Regions from separate parts of the Homo sapiens genome. Here regions 1 and 3 are each linked to region 2. A link is a contact called in ENCODE Hi-C data. All regions are on one chromosome and are shown on one strand. The core of a region is the stretch at or near the end of the contact, and the rest is flanking DNA. Distances in the headings are between cores, read along the strand shown.

Region 1 (4,491 bases), core at 215-2,714, 2.2 Mb before region 2:
ACTCGTCGAAGTCCTGCGTTTTCTTTTAAATGCTTTTTTCTTTTTAATTTAATTTGATTTTTATTTTTCTGTTTTTATTTTTTCGTGCAATTCACAGAAGGCATCACCCTACAAGCTCTCACAACTTTTCCGCTCCTGTGCGGGGACGCGAGGGGTGGCTTGCCCCGCACTATTCCCCATTACCAAGAGTTAACACTGGTACTCGGAGGGGGTGCGCAGCTAAGCTCCAGGCCCCTGGGGTCAGACTAGGAGAGGCGGGTTCCTGGGGTTTGCTGTAATCGATGCTGCTCCTCTGGGATGGGGAGGCAGGAGAAAGCTGAAGTGACCTGTGAGACTCCTCTCCACCTCACCCGCGGCCAAAACGCCCAGCGCCGGGTCTGGGTTTGCGAACGGCTCAGCCCAGGCCCTGCGCCAGAGCACCGCACCCGGGGGCGGACGGCCCTGCAGCTCCCCAGCCTCTTCCCGCATCAACTAGCTGACGCCCGGGCGCACTGGCTTCCCCCGCTCCCGCCCGCACGAAAGCCCTGCCCGACGTCTGCAGTCAGCATCGCCCGCACTGCCTAGGGAGGGTTTGCGCCGAGACCCAGTGGCCGAGTGAGCCACAGAGTCGCTGGTCCTGGGGACGCTGTCTTCTACCGCTCCCCACCGTCCTCCTCTTTCCTGTATCTCACCCCGGTACCCCGCACCCTTCTCCCCGCTCGGCCCCGCGCACTCTGCTCAGACTTTACAAGCACTTTCTCGGGGCACCCAGGACTCGACGCCTCCTCCGCGCCGCCAGCGGCGCTCGCCACCCTTGGCACGCCGGAGGGACCGCCTCCGGCCCCCTGCGCGGCGTTTCTCAGGGGACTCCCAGCCCATCCCTCACCCAGCTGTCCGGGTCCCGACGCCTTACCTTTGCCGAACTGGGGGACACCGAGGCTGAGCCCGACCAAGAGCCAGACGGCTACCGAGCGCTTCATGATCCCGTCTCCCGGACGTGACCCCGGCTGGTCAGGGGTCGTCGCGGAGGGCAGTGTAGCCGAGGTGGCAGCGCAGGGCAGCAGCAGACTCCGCCCCTACTAAAGAATTCAAGAAGACGTTCTCTTTCCTCAGCGCTTTGTTAAACAAATTCTTGGAGAGGGCGAGAGTGGTGACTAAAGAGAGGAGCCTTTCCTCCCCTTTTGCCTGCGCTCCGGCGCGCGGAGGTGGGTGAGCTCCGGGGAGCCGCCGGCGGGCTCAGCCCTCCGCTGCGGGTGGGTCCCGGCAGAGGCGCGGCGGGCGGGGCGCGGGCTCCCGCGGCCGCCCCGGGTCTGCTGCGCGGGCAGGCAGACCCACCGGCAGACAGGCGGACCGGGCGCTCGGCTGTCGCTGTTCTCCGCGCGGCGGCTGCGGGGCTTCTGACTTGGAGAACAATGAAGCGTGAGCTGGAGGGGAGCGAGCGGGCCGCCGGGAGCGCACTGTGTACAAACAGAGGCGGCGTGCGTGTGAGTCTGAGCCTGGCAGGCGCGCTCCCCACTCCCCCGGCGCCCGCCCGCCCTCCGCCCGCCCTGTTATTCACTCCCCGGGTCTCCCCCTCCTCTCTCTCTCTTTTGCTCTCTCTCTCTGTCTCTCTTTTGCTCTCTCTCTCCTTCCTCCCTCCTCCCCTCCTCTTTCAGCTCCTTCTGCTATAAGAGAAAAGGGAGACAACTGCAGCCACACCCTAGCACCTAGCACCTGCCACCACCTCTGAAGTTCCTGCATTGCCTGTACCTTCTCCGCACATGCTGGAGACTGTGGGGTTAAGAGCTGCACCCTTGCTGCCTGAGAGTCCCTTGGATTCCAGCACTGACTTTATAATTAACCACGTTAAGGATTCCCCTGAACTTCCTTTCTCAGTATAACCAGGAACAGAAGTTAAGAGATTTTGAAAAGTGACTCTTGGGGCACAAAACTGCATGAGAGACAGAACCCTGCAAAGTGAATTGCCCCGTATTTCTCAGGAACTGCAACGTAGTCAGCAACCAGACCCTAATCAGCTAAGACAGGGCTGCTCTGCTGCTCTGTCTACAATTTAGTTAGCTCCAGGGCTGGGGAGAGAGGGTTGTGGGCTCATCTGTTCACGGGGGCAAAAGGGTGGAAGTGAGTAGGAGACATGCATCTCGTTAAGCAGGACATCTGTTTCAGAGAAGAAGTGGGGCAAGTTTGGGAACTGTGCAAGAACATAAAGGCAAAGACAGACCCTTGAAGCATCACTAAGGTGGATCAAATTTTCTTTCTATCCGCCAAAATAAATGGACTGGTTTTTGCAGTGGAAGTGATTGAACCAAAAATACAGCTCATGGCTTACAATTGTGCTTTCTTCTCTGTTTTTCGGTTAGAATGATTGCTTATTGTACATGGATCCAATTCCAGCAGTTACAGGTACCAAAATGAAACAGGGCTTCTTTTTTCTTTTTTTTCTTTTTTTTTTCTTTTCCTTTTTTCTTTTCTTTTTTTTTTTTTTTTGTCTTCTAGAGAGGGAGGTAGGGAGAGAGACAAACACAGAGCTAGAGAAATTGAAAGAGAAACATTCTCGAAGGCAAAGAGTTGAAAGGTGAATCTACTAAGAAAAGAATAACAGAGTGCAATTAGCCATGGAACTACATCTCCATCTGCCTCCTTTAAAGGATGAGTCCTTTAAAGGTGAGATGAGTCCTTTAAACTTAAATTTCTACCTTCCTTTTCAAATTTTAAGTGAAATGAAGAATGCGAGGTGAATGGAACCGTAATGCTGAATACTGCTAGGGAGGGTTTAAGGTATTGTATAACTGACAAGCAAACAACGGAAAAAAGAAAGAAAGAAAGAAAAAAAAGAACACCTTTCAGAAAGGGTTTGTTCATATCTCACGATTGGTGGGAGGGTTAAAACACATTTTTTAAAAAATCACCTTGCTAAGAGAATGAGAGAGATTCATTTATTTACTGTCTATTTATATGCCTAAAGTCACAGATGTTAGAATAAGACAGTATTGTCCAGAGTTGTAGCAAAGATGTTTCAAGCAATCAAATTCTAATTTTCTGGTGCATCATCATTACTTCCTTGTGAAACTATGTTTTCAGTCACCCTGTGGCATGTTCATCCTAAAATACACTTTAACTTTTGAAATGAGATGTCTAATATTAGTTTTAGGTTTTATTTCTAAAGGATAGTACTAAATCCTAAAAATGTAAAGTTGGAAACCAGTCTCTCTGGGATGTGATATTTAAGGGAAAAAAAAGAGTGGGTTAAGAATTTTGTGTAGTTTTGTATGTTATTCCCTGTTTATTTCCACTTTTTTGATAGTATTTGACCTTAATGAGCATATTAAGAAGTTAAATTATTTTTGCCAACAGTGTGTGTTTCTAAACATGTATCTTTCTTTTAATTTAAAGAAGGGTTTTTAAAAACTAGTGGGCATAAAAGTACATTACAATGCACATTCTATGCCCAAATACTTGGTGCGGAGACAGTAAATGACATTCTGTATTACCTGATAGACAACTTATGAAAGATGTTGCCAGTTTAATATCTCTACTTTCTCGTCTCATTTCCAATAAAAAATTGATAGTCTTAAATCCACAGCTCCATATTCATAATCATCCCCTCTTTTTGAACCACTAATTGATAATGATCATCTACCAATAAGCCTTTCATTTTGAAGATTCTAGGCACTTTACCTAATTTACCTTGATAGGACTCATTTCACTGTTACTGCACTCACACATAGCCTCTTCAGAAGTGGAATATAAGATATGTTAGAAGACTGCAGAAATTGAATTATTTAAAATAAAATAAAATTTAAAAAGTAAAAGGATGAAACTCTATTGTGAAGCTTGTACTTCACACAAAGTGCTAAGGGACCTTTACTAATCACTGTGATCCAGCCTACAGTTTTATAGCTTCTCTTAATAGGAGCCTACAGTGCCAAAAATGAATCTGTACATCACTCAAAGACAGTGCTTTTCAAGTTATTTTCTGCAGGCCTCCTTTTCCCCAAGATGTTAATAGGTTTCTGGGAGGAAAAAATCCATGGTAAAATAATTTGGGGAGACATTGCATATCAAAGCAGCCTCTTAGAGATTCATGGTGAATGTTAGTATATTAAATACTTTGAAAGGTCCTGTGGTTAAGAATTTTTTTCAAAAATATTTAATTCAGCATTTTGCAGACTTTCTTTTTTGTACTATGACAAACTTTTTCTTAGAACACCTGTTAGTATACTAAATACTTAGTGCTGCAAAGGAAATAACTTGAAAATGATGCTTTGAAACAAAGCAGAATAAAGTAGCAGCAAAACAAAACAAAAAAAAGACTGTAAAAAGTTCACTGGGTTTTGCTATGGGCTGAATGTTTCTGCACAACCCCCCTCCCCTGCGCCCAAATTTATTTGTTGAGGCCTAAGAACCTACTGTGATATGTTTTGATGTAGAGCCTTTGGAAGGAATTGGGCCATGAGAAGAGCCCTCATGAATGGGATTAGTTCCCTTATAAGAAGAGACACCAAGGAAGTGATC
Region 2 (4,136 bases), core at 1,627-4,126:
TTTTCTTCCTTCTTTAGTGAATTTGAAAGAGACCAAAATTAGCATAAAACTCCTAAACTCAGACTACATTCATTAGTTAACTAATTTATTAATTGCTTTCTACTTAGTAATTAAGAAAAAACCATATAGCAACTAGTATAAAATTTTATTTTGTGCTCAGTGTGGCTTATTGACAAAAATATTCTTTAGAAAATATTTTGAAATAATTCTCAAGAGTGTGCTCTATAGGTGGTATCTAGCCACTAATACAAAAGTCAGTAATCTGCCAAGAATGAGTGATCTCAGCCACTTTGAATCCCACTTCAATTTACCTCCTAACTTATCAGTAGCATCAAAAAGCTGCAAAGTGCATTTCTGAGTGTCTAGCATTCTCTAGAATATGCCAGCTGCTACACCACCTTCAAATGGAACCACTCTACCTCCCATACTTTCAATGTTTTGGCATGTTTGGCACATCCATCTTCATTATAGCTGAAGAACTATCACAGAAACATGACTCCAGAGAAAGATATATTTGAAGCAAAGATAATATTTTACATGATACAGCCAAATTCTCATCTACAGATTGGTAATGAGAAACTGTTTTCCTCATGGCATCTAGAAGAAAGGCTAATTTCCTTAAATAGAACAGCTGTGTTACTTCTAGTTCTCTCTTTGTTGCTCCATAAAAAACTACCCCAAACTTAATGACTTGAAAAAACAACCATTTTATTATACCACACAAATCTCTAGAACAACATTTTGGGTAGGAGTCAACTAGACAACTCTGCTCCACACAGCAGTGACTGTGGTCACTCAGCAATATTCAGCTGAGGGCGGGGCTGGGCTGAAGTGTCCAAGATAGCTTCACTCACATGCCCGGCACTTGAGTGTAACCACCACCCTCCCCCATATTTACATAGGTATAAACTTTTTTTTTTTTTTTTTTTGAGATGGAGTCTCGCTCTGTCGCCCAGGCTGGAGTGCAGTGGTGTGATCTCGGCTCACTGCACGCTCTGCCTCCCGGGTTCACACCATTCTCCTGCCCCCGCCTCCCAAGTAGCTGGGACTACAGGCGCCCGACACCACGCCCGGCTAATTTTTTGTATTTTTAGTAGAGACGGGGTTTCACCGTGTTAGCCAGGATGGTCTCAATCTCCTGACCTCGTGATCCGCCTGCCTTGGCCTCCCAAAGTGCTGGGATTACAGGCGTGAGCCACCGCGCCCGGCCAAACATATTTTTTTTTTTTGTATTTAACTTACCACAAAGCCCATGAGAAGGCAGACAGTTCTGAAACCATATTCTGGAATCTCTGCCCTGCAGGTCCCTAAAGAGTTAACTCAAAGCCAGATACCCAATGGAGGCTCAATTAATGTGAATTAGAAGCAACAATGAACCAAATCCACAGATAACATTACTCACACTAGATTGAAAAGTGTAATCTAGAAATATTAAGTGTGAAAAAGTTTCTCAATTATAGTTAAATCAGAATTCTTTAATATGTAAAGGCAGTGAACGGAATGTTAAAAAAAAATGGAATGTCACATAACTTCTATAAATTAGGTGGTAGAGGACACCAGTTATGATGCATTTCATGAACCCCTACTCAAAAAGAAGCTACTTGTTGAAACAAAATATGAATTTAAGTGTTTTTTTTAAGTGTTTTTTTGGGGGGGAGGGGCATGGTTGTTCTCTTCCAAAAACTGAAAAAAAAAAAAAAAAAAAAGACGAAAAGAGCATATATGTTATGCCCTTTTCAAAGCAAACCTTAGGTCTTATTGGAATTGTTTCCTAATGCTATATAAATGAGACACGTGAGGCAATATACACTCCCCCACAGATGAATAACATAACATTTAGGTTACCAGGGCCTTTCACAATCTAACCTAACACCACTTTCCCAGGTTCATTTATCACTGGTTTCTTCTCAATACCTTCTGGTCAAAGACCACCAGAAGCACACATGTAATTGACAAACGGGGTTTATTATTCATTGCAGTAAGGGTTCTCTGTAAAATATTAGAAAATGCTTATTGGATTTGGGATTTTTTTCTCCTAATATTGGCTACCTTACCAAATCTTAGGAGGAAGAAAGGCTAGATCAAGGCTAAGATTGTAATTGGTAAAGAAGCAGAAGTCATCAAATTAAACCAGATAGGGTGATGTCCGGTCATTTTCGTGGCTTGGACAATGTTTTATCTGTGTTCAGATGTGATTACACAGTGATCATATTCTTTTCTTAATGAACACTGTCAGAGTGGTCTTGTTGGATGCTAATGCTTGCTGAAATTGTGTACGTTCATCAGGCGGACACCAGTTCCTAGTCCAGGCTAGCTCCAGGTGTCAGAGGCCACTTTTCCCTTCTACTCCTCACACATGCTGTACTCATACCAGACTTGAGTTTTCCCTGCCCTTTGTTCTTCCTTCTTTTTTATTCGATTCCCATTATCTTTAGTGATCATTCCCTTAGCATTTCAGTTTTCTCTCTGAAGTCCTTTGTGCTGCACGTTGTTTGATTACTTGTGTTTATGCTTTGTTTCTTCAGCTAGGATCATTAGCACATATCTCTCAGCATTGGCAAAAGTCCTCGAAATCATTGACACCTAGCATATACTTTATTTTTAAAAAAGAAAGAAAGAAGAGAAAAGGGATGGGTTTATTGTCCTTTTCAACAGACTAGAGTATACGGGGTGAAACTGCTTCACTTGATTCAATAAAATCGTTTCCGGTAACAGGCCCCAGGAATCCTAGACCTAAGCCTGGCGCGAAACTACATTTCCCACAATCCTTCGGGGGCTGATAAGGCTCCGCAATGGTCTGAACTACAATTCCCACAATCCAGGGCGATTTCCGCTTTGTCGCGTTTCCTCAAGGCTCCGCCCCATTTCCCATCTTTCTTTTCAGTCCTTGCGCACCGGGGAACAAGGTCGTGAAAAAAAAGGTCTTGGTGAGGTGCCGCCATTTCATCTGTCCTCATTCTCTGCGCCTTTCGCAGAGCTTCCAGCAGCGGTATGTTGGGCCAGAGCATCCGGAGGTTCACAACCTCTGTGGTCCGTAGGAGCCACTATGAGGAGGGCCCTGGGAAGGTTAGTGTGTAAGGGGCACGGCTTCGTTGGGGGAGGGGGCGCTTGGCTGTGACTCGCGCACCTGCAAGGCCGCCTCCGGGCTGTGGCGTGGGAGATGATAGCCAGAAACCAGGCTGAGACGCAGACTAGCATTCCACTTAGCCCAAGGACCAGTGAGGAAGCTGGGCATCCTAGCGCGTAGCCGCTAAAGGAATGGGCAGGTAGATCCGGAAGCCCTGCCTCCATCAGCCACCTGACGCCCCCTCCCCCGCCCCGCAGAAAGCCCTGAGATGGCTCCGGGAGGCCACGGCTGTAGGTGTGTTGGTTAAATCCGAGCTGGAGGTCATCGGACCCGAAATGAAGGTCATTGGAAAATCATGAGGAAATCAGGGCCTCTGGTTATGGAACAGGCTTTTTAAACTAGCTGCCTAAGTTAGAAGTACTAACCCTTCACCTCAGTTAAGGCTGGGTTTGGCCTCAGGTGTAAATAACTTAAACCACATAGCAGTAACAATCTCGGAGGGTCACACGAGGCCTAGTCATAAAGGCCAGAGAAGGTGCTTGGTAATGAAAAACAAACAAACAAAAAAAACTGTGGGCCAGGTGCGGTGGCGCACGCCTGTAATCGGGAGGCTAAGGCGTTCGGATCACCTGAGGTCAGGAGTTCCAGACCAGCCTGGCCAACATGGCGAAACCCTGTCTCTACTAAAAAGTACAAAAAAATTAGCCGGACGTGGTGGTGTGTGCCTCTAATCCCAGCTACTCGGGAGGCTGAGGCAGGAGAATCGCTTGAACCCGGGAGGTGGAGGTTGCAGTGAGCCGAGATCGGGCCACTGCACTCCAGCCTGGACAGAGCGGGACTCCGTCTCAAAAAAAAAAAAAAAGAAAAAAAAAGAGCTGTATTGCACTTAACATTGCCATGTATCTTCTAAGGTGACTACTTAGGACAGTAGTTTTTTCGATTTTCTAAAGTAAGAAACTTCTCACTATTTGACGTTTGAGTCCTCAAGACCATTCATTGCCTAGTGCTTAGTAAAGCCAGATTATTTCTTGCCATGTAGTGTTTTGTGATGAAGGTCATAGGATTTGAA
Region 3 (4,212 bases), core at 1,431-3,930, 2.9 Mb before region 2:
CAACAAAGAGTAAAGTGATCTTAAATACAACCAGTAGGGATTTCATAAACTGTTTAGTTGTACCTTAATTTTTAACTTATATAAACATCACTTGCTTTAGTTTCTACCCTGAGCACCTATCCCAATGTCTGGCGTGTAGTTAATGTTCAACAAACGTCAACCGAGGGAGTCAGAGTATTTTAAGAAGCCGGTGAGAAAGCCTTCTTTGACTTATCCACTAGGTGGCACACAGGGACCATGCTTCACACAGTTAACCACCACAGACCCTCCCATTCAGTGTAAATAAAGAGATGCATTATTAATTTATACCACCTCGTCCTCTCTACTCCTAATAATTGTTTAACCAGCTGTTTCCTCTAATCCTCCTTAAACACTATTGATTAAAATCCTAAGTATATTCAGGTTTCCATCCTTTCCTACTTCTTCCAACAGCATTTTGCTACCTTTAAATGACAGGCTAAGTACACTTAAATGACATAGACTAAGTACTATGGTTACTACTCATGGCTGCAGGATGTCAGAAAATTAATTTGAAGCACTATCAAAATTATTTTCAAATTTGCCTGGTATTTCGTCAGAATTTTAACTGGTGAGAGATCATGATCTTAAAAATGCAATCTGAAAAATAAAATGTGCATGGGGCAAAAAGAAATGAAAAAGAAAACTAGTATTTTCTAAGGAAGGGAGTCATTTTCTGAATATAACTTTTGTTCATCTTTACAAAGATGAAGTGCATTGCTATCTTAAGATTCAAAGGACTTCTTCAACTGTTCAGAAAATACCAATATTCCACACCTAAGATGCTAAAAGGCAGGATTGTTTAGTAGACCGTTTACTCATAAAGTATCTTTCTGTGTACTCTGAATGTATTTATCCTGGATGTGTTACTTGCTCCCAAAGGAAGGAAAAGGAAGTGAAACCACTAGGGATATAATGAATTGATTCTTCTCTGTGAAAGTCTCTTCAGTACTTCTAAATTACAGTGTCAGTCATTCCTCTGAGAGACAGGGCCTTGCTGAAAATAAATGGCTCATTTTATAAATAAGTACATAATGTTTCCCCACCTTCTTGTTTCTCATAGAAAGCCCAGGCCCATAAGGCATTCCTGTCGAGAATACTGGCCTCTGGGTACATTCCTCCTGTAGAGCAGTGGTCTGTTGAGGTTGTTGGTTATCTCTTGTTCATTTAATTAGCCTTAAGTAAAATTACTTCTTATCTAGTTCTGTTTTTAAGCTGTTTCCAATTTAGTGGAAGAGGTCATCAACAAAAGTATAAATTCATTTCTTAGCTGAAACAATTAAATTTTTTAAAATGGGTGGTATAAAAGTGACTAAAGACTAAAGCTAATATCTGAAGAGTCCTTTGGTATACATTATATTTTACTGAATGGAAGAGAAACTTTCATTTTTGTAGGTAAATGGAATTTGTTAACTGATATAAGAATTATGAATCATATCACATTAAAAATTCTCCAAAGATAACTACTATGATATACTTTTGATAGAACAATATTCCCATTCCATTAAAATACTGAAATGACTGAAATGTGTATAAAATCTCTGCAAATTTAGTACACAGAAATAATCACATAGAAATAGTTACCAGAAACTACAATTGTAATGAATAAATATTACATTCATTTAGAAATCAATCCACAGCCTTAATTTCTTAAGAACTATTAGCTTCCAAGAAGCCAGCCAGTATGTTTGATTTTATGACATCACACTGGAACATGTACAGGAACACTTTCCACCCTAAAAATTCCCAAATGTACTGGCCACTGTGTGTATTTTTCCAGTGATAAATGAAAATAAAGCAACTTATTCTCAAATTAATAAGCCATCTTATTTTGAACACAACAGTCACATTCAATGGAAGAAAACTACTTAATCGAAGCCCAAACAAGTTTAGGTTTGTTTTTGGTGGGGAACAGTCTCAACATACAAATAATTTCTTTAAGCAACTTTTAACAGTAATCTTAACTATGACTATAAATTCTCTTCAGTGCATTCAAATTATCCATCAACATCATTGTATATATGAAATGCATCATCATTCTATGATCTTAAGTTCATAATTAGCTGGAGAAGGAAGCCTGGGCCAAAAATGGCAACATTTCTAAGATTATTAATCTAACAGGTATTACCTATGCCTAAAGTAACTTTCTTTTTCACATAACCCTATATATTCTCTGAAACAAAATTCATAAGCCTGGCTGGACATTCCCATTCCTCACCTTTCCCTTCAGCCTATACTATCCTTGTTTCATCTCAGGTGCTATAAAAATGGTTGTTGAGATACAGATAGAAAAGTCACCACTTGGAAACCATGACCCTACCAGATTTACAGGAGCACTAGCAGAAGCTAAGATACTAGAGTTAATTCTTTCTCCATTTTTAGACTGAGCCTGTTTATTGTAGTGAAATATTTTATCCGACAATATGAAACTTTTTTAAAAGTTGAGGTGTCATATTAAATTCAAATGAAAACTAAACTCAAAAGAAAAGAATAAAATTTGTTTAATGTATATATACATTGCATGTGTATTGCCCTCTGAAATCTTAAAGGCACAAAGGTATAACCAAAAGAGGGGGAAACAATTTGCAAGTTTTACCTTGTCCTGAAATCCAGGAGTTCGGATGCTCTCAAGTTCTGCTTAAGTTGGAAGCTGGAGATCAAGTGAAGCTAGCGCTCTTTCTCCTCACCTTAAGTTTGTCTCTGGGCGAGTGTGAGAGTGTGTGTGTGTGTGCGTGTGTGAGTGTGTGTGCAGAATGTCTCTTTGTGGCGCTGGATGGCAGAGGTCCTGATCCTGGGAAGAAGGAGGCACTTTCTCACCAAGAGCAGAAGAAAAGCAAAGCGTCACCAGGAAAGTTCTCCTCCCAAATCCCCTAATTACAGCCTAATGTGCACTTCATGCAAACTTCAGGGAGGAAGGGAGGGGCAGCTCTGTGCCCAGACCTTGTAAAGCAGCAGCCTCTTAGATGACTTTCCCCTCTGCTCAGATCCCGAGTATCCCGCTCTGGGGTTTAGGAAAGCCGGCCGCTACAGCCACACAAGCCCCCACCACACCACACCTCCCGAACCCGAACCCTCATCAGTCCTGGGTCTGTCCAGAAGGGATGGGACAAGGGGTCTGTGGAATGATCTGCGGGGCAGCGGTGTGAGCAGACTCCTCAGGACAGTCAGTTTGCGCTTTGTTTTATTAGCCTCTGCTTAAAAGAAAAATCCAAGGGTCGGAGAGGTCCTCTCTTTCCCGCCTTCCCCTCACCAAAGGAGATCAAGGATAACAGACAATGATGATAGTGGCACATAAAGCTTCTTAAACTGGAGATGGCCTTCCACCCAAATCACCAGAAGCATATTTTCTGGTTTACTGGACTCAGTATTGGTGTTGAGTTTAAATTTCTCTTAACAAACAACTGCTATTGTATCCTTGGATGACAGAGCTCAAAGAACCTGGATTTATTTATAGAACGAGGAATGCGAGGGGGAGACGGGATGGGTGGGGTTGGGTTGTGGATCCATAACCAGGATTAGAACCAGATGGGCACAGGGCGCGCGCGCGCACACACACACACACACACACACACACACACACACACAGACACACACACCCCTGAAATAACCAGTGGGGAAGATGCTGGGACACGCGGGAAAACGCCTCCTGAACAAATAGACGTTTATTTATAACTTCTGGGAGAGTATATAGGTCCATTGATTCCCGCCTTGAGTAACCAAGGGTTTTGGAGAGGAAATGGCTTCATATTTCAATAACAGAGCCACCTTTGATGGAGTCTAGGAAGGGGAAAAAAGAAACACACCGCAGGAAGCAAACGGCTGTTGGAGCAGCCGGGAGGAGGGAGCGGGGCTGGCCCTGGGACTGAGGACAAGCAAACAAGCTCGAGGGGCCCGCGGCCAGGGTGGAGGCGAGACGCAGGCCGTCCCCGAGTTGCAGCGAGCAGGGCCCGGTGTCGCGGAGCGCTGGGGACGTGCGGGGATTCGCGGCCGTGCTCCCGGCTCCAACCTCCGGCCCCGGCGGGGCGGCGCGGGCGGGACTGCGGGCTTCTTAAGGCCGCCGCCGCCGCTCGGGCTGTGGCGCGGGTTGGGGAGAGGGTTCCGTGGGCCGTAGGGACTGAGGGAGTCGTAAGTCGATGAGCTAGTGGGGCAGGAGGATGGGCGGGTCCAGGGCGTCCTGGAGGTGCAAGGTGGGAT

The links. Hi-C counts contacts between places; a loop is a spot of excess contacts on that map. Pooled maps may share reads with other maps.
Region 1: a loop to region 2 is called in a pooled map, with 5 times the contacts of the local background. The contact joins the promoter of EDIL3 here to the promoter of COX7C in region 2. A Hi-C loop is called at or near these places in 4 of 50 pooled maps.
Region 3: a loop to region 2 is called in a map of ascending aorta, with 3 times the contacts of the local background. The contact joins the promoter of HAPLN1 here to the promoter of COX7C in region 2. A Hi-C loop is called at or near these places in 2 of 168 maps with a recorded cell type or tissue (ascending aorta and chondrocyte) and 9 of 50 pooled maps.

Annotation. Positions count from the first base shown.
Region 1 is chr5:84,383,416-84,387,906 of GRCh38, forward strand. EDIL3 (EGF like repeats and discoidin domains 3) reads right to left here and starts at 1,465. Exons shown (of 11, transcript NM_005711.5): 1 at 893-1,465. The coding sequence starts at 959. It overlaps EDIL3-DT (EDIL3 divergent transcript), which reads left to right. Exons shown (of 4, transcript NR_183295.1): 2 at 4,407-4,491.
Region 2 is chr5:86,615,065-86,619,200 of GRCh38, forward strand. It overlaps COX7C (cytochrome c oxidase subunit 7C), which reads left to right and starts at 2,877. Exons shown (of 3, transcript NM_001867.3): 1 at 2,877-3,066. The coding sequence starts at 2,992. RefSeq lists enhancers at 2,545-2,624, 2,636-3,301, 2,688-2,982, 2,915-3,004, 3,302-3,967.
Region 3 is chr5:83,718,175-83,722,386 of GRCh38, forward strand. It overlaps HAPLN1 (hyaluronan and proteoglycan link protein 1), which reads right to left and starts at 2,681. Exons shown (of 5, transcript NM_001884.4): 1 at 2,615-2,681.